2 separate regions of the Homo sapiens genome follow, and region 2 is linked to region 1. The links are chromatin loops, found by intact Hi-C in ENCODE. Cell type or tissue: K562. All regions are shown on one strand. Links, peaks and the distances in the headings refer to the core of each region. The heading gives the core; the rest is flanking DNA.

The links. Hi-C counts contacts between places; a loop is a spot of excess contacts. Peaks named below come from ENCODE experiments on the same cell type or tissue, not always from the same donor. Only the 100,000 strongest peaks of a DNase experiment are listed, where the experiment ranks them.
Region 2: a loop joins it to region 1, with 4 times the contacts of the local background. A loop is called at or near these places in 5 of 110 quality-filtered maps.

The regions. Positions count from the first base shown.
Region 1 is chr6:134,094,415-134,099,802 of GRCh38, forward strand. All of the region lies in intron 2 of LOC124901404 (a long non-coding RNA gene), which reads left to right. Among named protein-coding and RNA genes, the nearest start is that of SLC2A12, 44 kb to the left of the region's middle. In K562, for the core only: a CTCF peak has its summit at 2,908 (motif pointing left); a DNase peak (open chromatin) is centred at 2,877.
Region 2 is chr6:132,960,431-132,965,818 of GRCh38, forward strand. No RefSeq gene overlaps it. Among named protein-coding and RNA genes, the nearest start is that of LINC00326, 120 kb to the right of the region's middle. In K562, for the core only: CTCF peaks have their summits at 1,395 (motif pointing left) and 2,744 (motif pointing right); DNase peaks (open chromatin) are centred at 2,711 and 3,901.

The DNA.
Region 1 (5,388 bases), core at 55-5,054:
CCAATTGCTTACATCTAGCTTTGTTCTGTGGAACCAATGGGATTGTATTTTACCTCTTCTACTATTTCTCTGACACTGAACACAAAGAGAATATGAAAAGTGATTCCTTACAGAGCTGGCACTTTCTGCTTAGAGTACTTTACTTAGGAGATTACATAGCCCAAGATTCAATGCATTCTCTACTAGTTCAATTGTCTTCTGGGAGTTGCAGTCACAGCAGGGAGGAAGAGATGCCTGAGTTTTTTTGTTTTCATTTTTCCTTCCAGTCCAGTCCTTGCATTTCTGGAGCAGGGGTAGACGGTTTGGGAGGTATTAAGGCTGTTCAGTTTCCTGTGTCACAGCACAGGCTGGGCATTTCAACCCAGGCCATTCCTGAGAGTTAAGAAACATTTCTCTTAGGGTCTAGAATATTACCAGTCTTGATTTTCAGTGCTGCAAGTTTTTATATATTTCTCTTTTCCTCAGAATTTTATTTTTTATTTATTTATTTTTTTTCAATAGGAGGTCTCAGATTGAAACCCTGAGTCCATGCACCATTGCTCCCATGCCTGCCACTTGTCAACCCTCCTGTGTAACTGGCTCTGTTGGATACTCTTTTCCCAAGAATTTTAATAAGAAGTAGGAAGAGGATGGGTCAGAGACTCCTCACGGGTTGCCATCTTAAATAATGGAATAAAAATGAATACAGCTATGTAACTAGAATATATGTGGCTTATAGGAAGGGAATAATTTTCCATTTCTTACCTAATTTATAGCAGAGTACTAGACACATAGTAATTGTTCAGTAAATCTTTTTGATGGATCAAATCAGTTTCATCTAAACCATAGACAATCCCTTATTATCCAAATGGCATTTTTTGGCAACCAAAAAATAAATTTTACACCCATTTCCAAGGTAAAACTATCATGCTATAAGATATCAAGTTACTTGATATTTATTCATTTGATGTAAATTAGAACCAAACTCATATGCTTTTTTTTCTTTTTTTTTTTTTTTTTTGTTTTGAGATGGAGTCTCGCTCTATCTCCCAGGCTGGAGTGCAGTGGTACAATCTCAGCTCACTGCAACCTCTGCCTCCTGGGTTCAAGCAATTCTCCTGTCTCAGCCTCCTGAGTAGCTGGGACTACAGGCACATGCCACCATGCCCGGGTAATTTTTGTATTTTTTAGTAGAGACAGGGTTTTGCCATGTTGCGCAGGCTGGTCTCTAACTCCTGGCCTCAGGTGATCTGCTGGCCTCGGCCTCCCAAAGTGCTGGGATTACAGGCGTGAGCCACCACACCCAGCCCCAAACTCATGCATTTATTATGAAGATTAAATAAGAGTATTGCTTACAGTAGTCAGTATAATGTCACTATAACAGTAAGTATGTCTTACAGTTAATAAACATGAGCTTTTATTATAAGCCTCTTAGAATGTAAGTTCCTTCAAGGCAGGACTTTGACAGTTTTCATCAACCCTATAGCCCTAATATCTTAGTGCTTGGTATGCGTTTATTGAAAAAAATAAATTAGGAATGAATGAGTAAATGAACAAATTAAGTCACACAGAGCCAAACTTTCTGCCATCCACTTTGGAAAATTGTCTACTGGTTCTTATTATTTGTGTTTGGAACTAATAAGTCTCAGTACAAGTTTACCATTTTGCGGCACCAATACAAGTAATGAAAACCTCAGAATGATTAATCTCAAAATGAGTATAATCAGTTTATAAGAGATTAGTAAGTTGAAGGAGATATTCTCTGTCTAAACTTGTTCATGATTTTAAAACTCGTGACAGGCACTAACAGCAGGTAATTCCATATAAATTAGTACTTGAGCCCCAACAAAGTTGCTTAGAGAAGTTTCTTTTAATTTTAATATAAGGACTCCCTGAAATATTCAGCATTTATGGCATTGCTGACATTAGTTCATTACAAAAGTGATTTTAGCTACTACTATGGAAAACATAGAGTGAGCGAGAAAATCAAATACCTTGGGAAAATCAGGCAAGTAAATATTTACAAACGACATTTACATTACATAAGACAAATGATTTAAGGGATTTTTTTTCTATTAAATGATCTTATTTATCTTATTTTATGGTGTTTATACGACTTCAGTGAAACTGCAATATAATTAATGAGCTTAAAATTATAATTACCTTTTAGCTTTTAAATCTTATGATCTTATAGTACTTCAGTCCTGGGGAAAACATGTTTTGCATCTCTTTTTAAGTAACTACAATTTAAAATGTTGTCTTCATTTTTGAAAAACAAGTAAGAGGGCAGGTGCGGTGGCTCACACCGGTAATCCCAGCACTTTGGGAGGCCGAGGCGGGCGGATCATTTGAGGTCAGGAGTTCGAGACCAGCCTGGCCAACATGGCAAAACCCTGTCTCTACCAAAAATATAAAAAATTAGCTGGGTGTGGTGGTGCACACCTGTAATCCCAGCTACTCAAGAGGTTGAGGCAGGAGAATTGCTTGAACCCAGGAGGCGGAGGTTGCAGTAAGCCCAGATCGCACCACTGCACTCCACCCGGGTGGCGGGGCAGCGGGGATCAGAGCGAGATTCTGTCTCAAAAAAGAAAGAAAAAAAAAAAAAAGGCAAGTAAGCATACTTAATGTCTGTTGTCATGCAGACATTTTTTGTCTCTGATAAAATGAGTCCAATCAAAGTGTTGTTTCAGAAATCTTGTGATTTTAAGGTTTCTAGAATTTTCCTTCGCTACAAGTCTAACGCTAATGCTTGAAGGTTAGAGAGAAGTCATAAAATAATAAAGCAACAGTATCATTATATAAACAAAAACAAAAATCTTCTTTCAAAAAGCCTTAAGCAGCTCCTTTTTTCTCCAGTGCCAGAAAATTCTGGCCCTTGAATCATTTGCAGTGGGCTCACCAGACTTTTCCAAGCCAACATTGCCATCTGCTGGTGAAGTTGCTATAATAGCTTATAAAATGAAGTGATGGATGGAGAGCGGAGGCTTTGTTTTAGCTTTTGTTTTAGTTTGACTACCTTGCATAAAAAGTTCATTGAATGTAACAATATTTTAGTAGCAGAATTTAACTAACCTAGTGAGATTTTAACTAAAGCAAAAGAGAAACTAAAATTCTTTAAGAACTAAAATTCTTATGAATTTTATTCAAATTGGCTTCCTGAAAGAATTTCACAATTTGCTGCAGAGACTAAGAGCACGGATATGCATGGCTGTGCTGTTTCCTACCTGTGTGACCTTCATAAGCTCTCTGTACCTTTGCTTTCTCATCCATAAAATAGACATACTCAGGACAGTGCTTGGCACACAATATGTGCTCAGTGAATATTAGTTGTTATTATTATTAATATTTCTTCCTAAGGTAGACATGAAAGAAAGCTTCTTGGTTATTTTGGAACACTTCTGATTTCTAAGATATTAATCTGTTTGTTTTCATAATCTTACAATAGCAAAACATAATGGAAAGTCTGAAATTTTACTAAAGTTTTAATTTTTACTTCTTGAAATTATTTAAGATCTTAAAATATGTTTAATTGAGGGTCATTTCAAGTTATAACCCTTTTTAAAGCAGTATTTCTATCTTGAATGTTCACATGTTTCTACAAATCCAATTTATTATGGTGCCAAGATTTGAAACATATGTCTATAAGCAAATAAAAAATGGATAATGCTTTTAAAAATGCAGCATTTAATTACTAAAAACAGCTTCTAGAATGTGAATATTATTATAGAAGACAAATGGCCGAGCCATTCCCGGATCACATAGTCCCTGAGCCGGAATTCACTGTGACGTTCCCACACTGTTTCTTGTCTCCCGTCAGCCTCTTGTTCCCCTTTCTTCACTTTACAATTTTTTTCTGTAGGATCATGCCCTTTCCGGTGTAAATTTGCCTATCTTTTCTCAGCTGCTGCCAAATCTTCTCTTTATCAATTACCCTAATCAATACCAAAAAGGCCCAAGAGTAAAGCAGGCCCCTTGAAGTCCTCAGAAGGTCATGAGGAGGAGGAAATTCTTCCATATTAATATCTGTGTCTCAGTCACATACATATGCTACAAATCACAATGAACACACAGTGCAATTCAATTAATAACCCCTATTCCCCAGTGCCAGAGATGTGAGGAAACTGTTACCAGATGTTTCTGTCTTAACTCTATTAGAATCCAATTTTCTAGTCATTGTCTCCTTTTCTGAATCCCAATCTTGTTAAATCTGAATGGTCACTTTTCTTACATGAGGGCTTTTAGACTAATTACAGAGAACTGCTGCAACACATCTAACACTAGTGTTTAACGATCACACGCCTTCAAGTCCTCCCAGCCTGCTCCTTGGTGCTCTCATCCCACTAAGGATGATCCTTAGCAAACCACATGGCCTTTCATCGCATTACTCAGGTTGAAGCCATCTTTAGCTTCTCTTTTTGTCTCACGTCTCAAAGTCAGTCCATAGACAACTCAACAGCTCTGCATTCAAAATACAGCCCTCGTCTGACCTTTTTCATCTCCACCATCGCTAATACCCTAGGCAAGCTGCCATCTTCTTTCCCAGGACTACTGAAATGTCTTCTAATTCACTTTTTATAAGTGTCAACCAGATCATGAGCCTTCTCTCTTCTAACTCCTCAATGTCTCCATCTCATATTTCAGATTCCATCCAAAGTCCTTAGAATGGCCTCCAGGCTGCACAGAAACCGGGCAGGAATGACCTTATTTCCTTGGACCTTCTTCTTCCACACTGTGCCCAGTCTCACAAGACTTCTAACTCTGCCTGAACATTCCCACTTTAGAGTATTCGCACTTGCTGTTTTACCCACCTGGAGCGCTCTTCCCAGATGTTGCAATGACTTGCTTCCTCATATCACTCAGAACCTCTGCTTAAATGTGACTTCTACATCCAGGGCTCCCCGAAACATGCTAACAAAGGCAGCCATCCCCTTCCTCACTCCATCCCATTACACTCCATCCCTGAACCAGCTGAGCCCTATGTTAATTTGGAGCACCAGTCACTCCATGATATTATGGATTTATTTGTTGGTGGTATGCCTCTGCCCTAAGATGTCTACTTCATCAAGGTGGGGTCTTTGCCAGTTCTTCACAACTATACTCCCAGTGCCTACCAGATAGGAGGAATTTTCTAAAATTTATTGAGTTTGTGTGAGAATTATTGAAAAAAATGAAACTTTAGGGGCTCTATTGACTTTTTCTCAGATTTTACATTTAATTATCTAAAGTAATAATTATCACTTATAGAATACGTGCTAAGTGATAAATACTAAGCATTTAACACACATTATCTGACTTAATCCTCATAGTAATGCCAAAAGAATTACTGAATTGAATGTGTTTTCTTCGATTGCCTGGTGACCCTGGTTATCCATTCATTTTCAAAAGTTAAGAAAATTCTTATTATAAACT
Region 2 (5,388 bases), core at 193-5,192, 1.1 Mb before region 1:
CAAGAAAGATTTCAAAAATACTTTTCGCTCTCAGAAGAATGCGATGCATGAATAAAACTTGAAATTTGAAAAACTTTAATTCTCACTGATGCCCAACAGAATTTGATGTGGCTTAACGGAAAATCATTAACACAAGAGTAAGAGGAAAAGGACCAAGCCATGGGGGAGAAAAGAAGGGAATTTGTTGTTGTTGCTCTGTTTGTTTTGTTTTTTGTTTTGTTTTGTTTTGAAATAATTGAAGATCGAACATTGAATTTTCACCCCAGGGAATTTCTACATAATGACAAAATTTGTTTAATTGTGGGATTAATAGGGGGCTCAAAAGTCTTTTACTTGGAAACTGCTGAGCCTGGCGAGCAGTGACTATCAGCAGTTACCATCTGACAGTTATTCTGTGGCTTAAGGAAAATGGCTTGTGGTCGCAGTCCAATTCCTGCTGGACAGGTATCCGCATCATAAGAAACCACCACTAAATTTGGCACCTAGACGAACTATTATTGGCAGCAGAGAAAGAAGGCCTGAATCAGCATTCGGATTTGAGAGCCCTGACCATCTAACCTGGTCACTCCAGGTCAGGACTGAGAGTGGCGTGTTTGCAGGGTTTAAAGTGGGAACATTTAAGGGATTATTGCCTGATGCCATTTGACGGTCTATGAATAAAATGATTATTCAGATATCTAGCGTTTCCCATCTGGCACATTTTTATGTACTTAATTGCATCAAGAGAAGGAAACCCCCCGCCCCCTTATATTGAATATGATCTTTTATCAGCCTCTTAAAAAATACAAGCAGATACTGCAGGCACTATTACTATGTAACAGTGTATTCAAGTACTCAAGGTTGTTTTAAATAGTCATTGTGCTGACAGAGCTCACATTTTTACAGAATGACAAAGCGATGATGAGGAAAAGCAAAGAAATCCATGCCAAAGGGCCATTCAGCAGTGAAAGCATGGCTTTTAGTGAGCTTGCACGTTCGTAGGCAGTTTACTACTGACCACCTCAAGGGCAGCAGAGGCCCCATGGTGGTTCTATCCAAAGAGTGGAATTCTCAAGGCTTTATTTGCCTTAAACTTGATGTCCTAGTAGACCTGATATCTACTGCAGAGAAGTATAAATGGCTTATTCTTCCAGTAGGAGCTCACTTTGTTTCCTTCACTCCTCTATACCTGGTTGCTTTTAGTCAACACACAGTAAAATACACCCTTGAATGGAGAGAGTATACTAATGGATCAAAGGTGTTCCAAGGGCATTGCCACCAATATGTCAACAGTAGGATTTACCTGGCCCAGGGGGCCCGCCAGTCATTTAACAGGGTAGCAGTCTGGGGTGCCAATAGGCTCTGCAGCATTGTAGCTAAGGCTGACCTCAGTAGGGTGGTGCACCTCCTGCTGGTCAATAAATGAGGTAAATTTAATGGCAGCCTTTGAGGTGAACCAATGTTTTATTCCTTGGCCAAGGCTGAAAACGTGGCTGGCCATAAGGAGGAGAGGGTGATATTTAGGAGCGTGGAGAGGCAGGCAAAGTGCTCGTAAAGACCTTGGAAAATGCTTATAAACGTGGTTGAAAAGAGACAAGGCATTGGAAACAAAAGCAGATTTTCCAAACCAAATCTCTGAGATGCAATTATATATATTTTTTTTCTGGAAACAAGCTCTGGTTGAACCGTGTGGTACAACTGTTAACAGCCTTTTGCCAGAAGGAGTCAAGTAAACATGGCAAAGAAATGTTTTTCTCCTTTAGGGAATATTCACTTTTCTCTTTCCTATGACTTTTTTTTTTTCTTTTAGCCCTACCTGGAAATAGTTATAGTTGTTATAATCATATCAAACTAAATTAACGTAATTTAGAATAATTAAAGTTTTGTGGGTTTTTTCCTCTTTCTTTATACTGTATTTACTTAGTTTCTTTGCATAGTCAAAACTTTTGGCATTTGAAATCATTTAAATTAAAAATGTTGTAGATGCTTTTACAGTAAATCAAAGACAATTTTTTTTTACAAAGTTTCAATACACTTCCAAAGTCGCAGCAAGACGATAATTGTAAACAAAAGCAGTAGAACTGATGCAATTAGGGCAAATATAATCTAATTAATAACTTACCTGTAGATGATCGTGATTTGAGGGATTATAAGGACTCACAATAGTTAAAATATATTTACCTGTCATTCCATAACATTAAGAACCTACTTTCTCTCTCTCCCTTTTTTTTTAAATCTAACTTCTGACTTTCAGAGCTTCCTTTGTAAATGATTTTTAAATTGAAGGAAAGGGGTAGGAAAAAGCTCAGTAACCTTTTAATATTTTTTTATTGCTTTAATCTATACCTAGGAAATGTCAGGGTACACATTATCCAATATTTTCTGGGAGTTTTAAATTAGTCAAGTGCACAGGAAGCATTTGGTTTCCACTAAATACCTAAATACTTCCTCTTTTCTTGGTCTATTTTCTCACAATAATAGAAACAGAAGTCCTGGTCATTCGCAAAATCCTTCAACCTAAAGAAAGCTAGATGCTTTATTAGCATCTGATTAATACAGCTGCTTTTTAAAATCAACATGCTTATCTAAGCCTCTAAGATGCGATGAGTTAAAAGCTAAAATGGAAAAATGAGATTCTGGATTGCTTTTTTCCCTTGTAAACAGCACCTGGGCTCCTACCAGTCCCCACAGTTAGCCTTCTTACCGGTGAGGCCCCCATGATTAAGGCAGGTTTAACAGCTGCAGATGCCACCAGGGGGTGCCAAAGGACAGTACCTGCCTGCATAATAGGCTACAGGGCACTACAAAAGACTGGAAGAGAATTCCCTAAAGCTAGAAAATTAGAATGTAGACCCACCTTGGGCCATGATGGAGCATATTCTTATAATAATGTATTTGTTCTGAGAGGCTCTAATCACTGCAGATGGACAGGACCATTGCAATCATCTCAGAAACGTCCTCATTTTATAAATGAGTCTGCTGAGATCTAGAGAGATTGAGGATTCCTCCAACACCCATACTAGTAGACTGCGGCAGAACTGGGACCAGGACTGAGGTCTCCAGATTTTTCTTAGACCATCTTCTGCTCCAACCTGCTATCGCCCCATGATGAAAATGCTGCCAAGAAAATTCACACATTGCGTTTGACCCTATCCCAGGGTCCTTTTCAACACTTTGGCAGATGGAAAATGATCTCCTTCCCTGAACATCCAGGTTTTAATTAGTAGATACTGTGAATGTTCACTTCCCAATTCCTCCTTACAGATTCATATAGAAATGAACAGAATTCACCCCAAGAACTTTGTGTTCTAGTTAGGAAAACCTCATTCCTATAGGAGTGTTTTCTAACTCTTTCCTACCTACTTATCTCCATTTTCTAGTGAGTACCAGCCGCAGGATCTTTCTTATTCCTCTGATCAGGACACTGTTGGCCTCTTGTCAAAACTAACAGAATCACTCTTGCCAAAAAATACATTAGAAACTAATATTTTAAAATATATTAAAATGTCTGTGTTACAATGCATGCTAAAAACCCATTTCCAACCTATGCAGACCCAGTGTCTTCCAGGTAAAACCTATGTTCCCGCTTTGTGAGAGAGCCCCTGCTTTCTTCAAAAACAACCAATTTCGGGGCCATATTATAGATCTAGGTGAAGAGCCCACAGCACAACATAAATTAGAATTAGAATCATAACTGAAACCTTTTAGAGCGCCTATTGATTTTAACATGCCTGGTCCATAGAGGCAACCTCAGTGAGTCCACTTCCTCCTAATTTGACAGCTGCTCAGCTATGGCCAGAGCTTGGACTAATGAGGTTACAGCTGTCAGGGTTAATCAACAGATCCAAATATGAACAAGGAATTGGGTAGCTGGTTTCAGTTAATTTGTGCAAATGTACGGATTGGGTGGGCAATATTTACACTGGTGACTCAAAACAAACTTTCAGGAATGGAGCCAAAAATGATCTCACCAGTTCTCAGCTCTGCTCTGGAGAGATAAGACACAAATTACAGAAACAGGAGATGGAACACGAAAGAGTTCATAGTTTCAAACTACCCATGAAAAGCCCATTTATATCCAGCTTATTTCCCTCTTTATCAAGTATCTAATTTAATTTCTAATACTTGAGTTTCTGGTCATTCCACAAAAGGTTCTCAAACTGTCCCCTGATGATTCAGTGTGGGATGTGTGGGTCTTCTTCCCTTGCCATGGGACTTTATGTAACAGTCATCCCTCTCCCAATCTGCACACATATGAGAGCATCCAAAGTAAATGCCACAATCCCTACATGTCCATTTTGTTATGAAAACATCATTCTATTAATATAAATACAGACTGCATTTGCCAGAGCTAACTAGAACAGGTGCAAAGTCTTTAGATGCTTGCTTGCACTGAGAAATGAAAAGAGTGTACAAACAGTTTCTCTTGTGGTGGCACTGCTGGTGTCGATGTAACATTCATCTCTGTTGCATTCCTTGATGTTCATGGAAGGTAGCCCAGGAAACTCAATACAACCTGCTTGTAGGGTAGAGAAGGAAGAAGCAGGAAGAGAAAGATAGTGATGACATGGTCTCTAGGATTCTGTTTATGCAAATACTCTCCCCTTGATCTGGGGCTTGTGCGGGTTATGTATAGAGTACATTCTGTCAAATCTCCTGCTGAGAGTTAAGGGATGCTGCCAACATAAATATTCTGGTGATTCTGAATTTAGAAAACAGCTTAAAGGCTCCTGATGTTTCTGTTCTTCCTCTTCTTTTTTTTTTAATCTTATCCATGTGACTGCCACCGTGTTGCCCATGGTTTCAAATTTACTTTGTAGTTTTCCAAGCAAGAGAAAGTCATTACCTGAAAGGCACATGTGGGTTTCTGTCTGCATCATCATGGTTATCTCAACACTGCACTTCATTTTGTGGAATGAGAGCATTAAATGCATATGCCACTAGGTGGAATAGTCTTAATAAATACATAATAAATATTCTATGTGATGGTTGAGGATCTTATGTGCATGATTTTATATATTTTGGGAGTCCATCTTTAAAAGTGAGTTCCTAAGTGTATGTGTGTTAGTGTGTATTTGTACAGAATATATATATAATATATATACACACACACATATATATACTCTGCATACACATATATACATATATATGAAATCTTATATATAGTAAAAGCATATATTTAAACTTCTATATGTGTGTATATATATGAGTATATATATATACACTCTGTATGTATATGCATATATATATACTCTGTATGTATATGCATATATATATACATATACATATATATATATATACATATACATATATATATATATATACATATACATATATATATATATATATATACACACACACACACACTCTATATGCATACAGAGTATATATACAGGTTGAGTGTCCCTT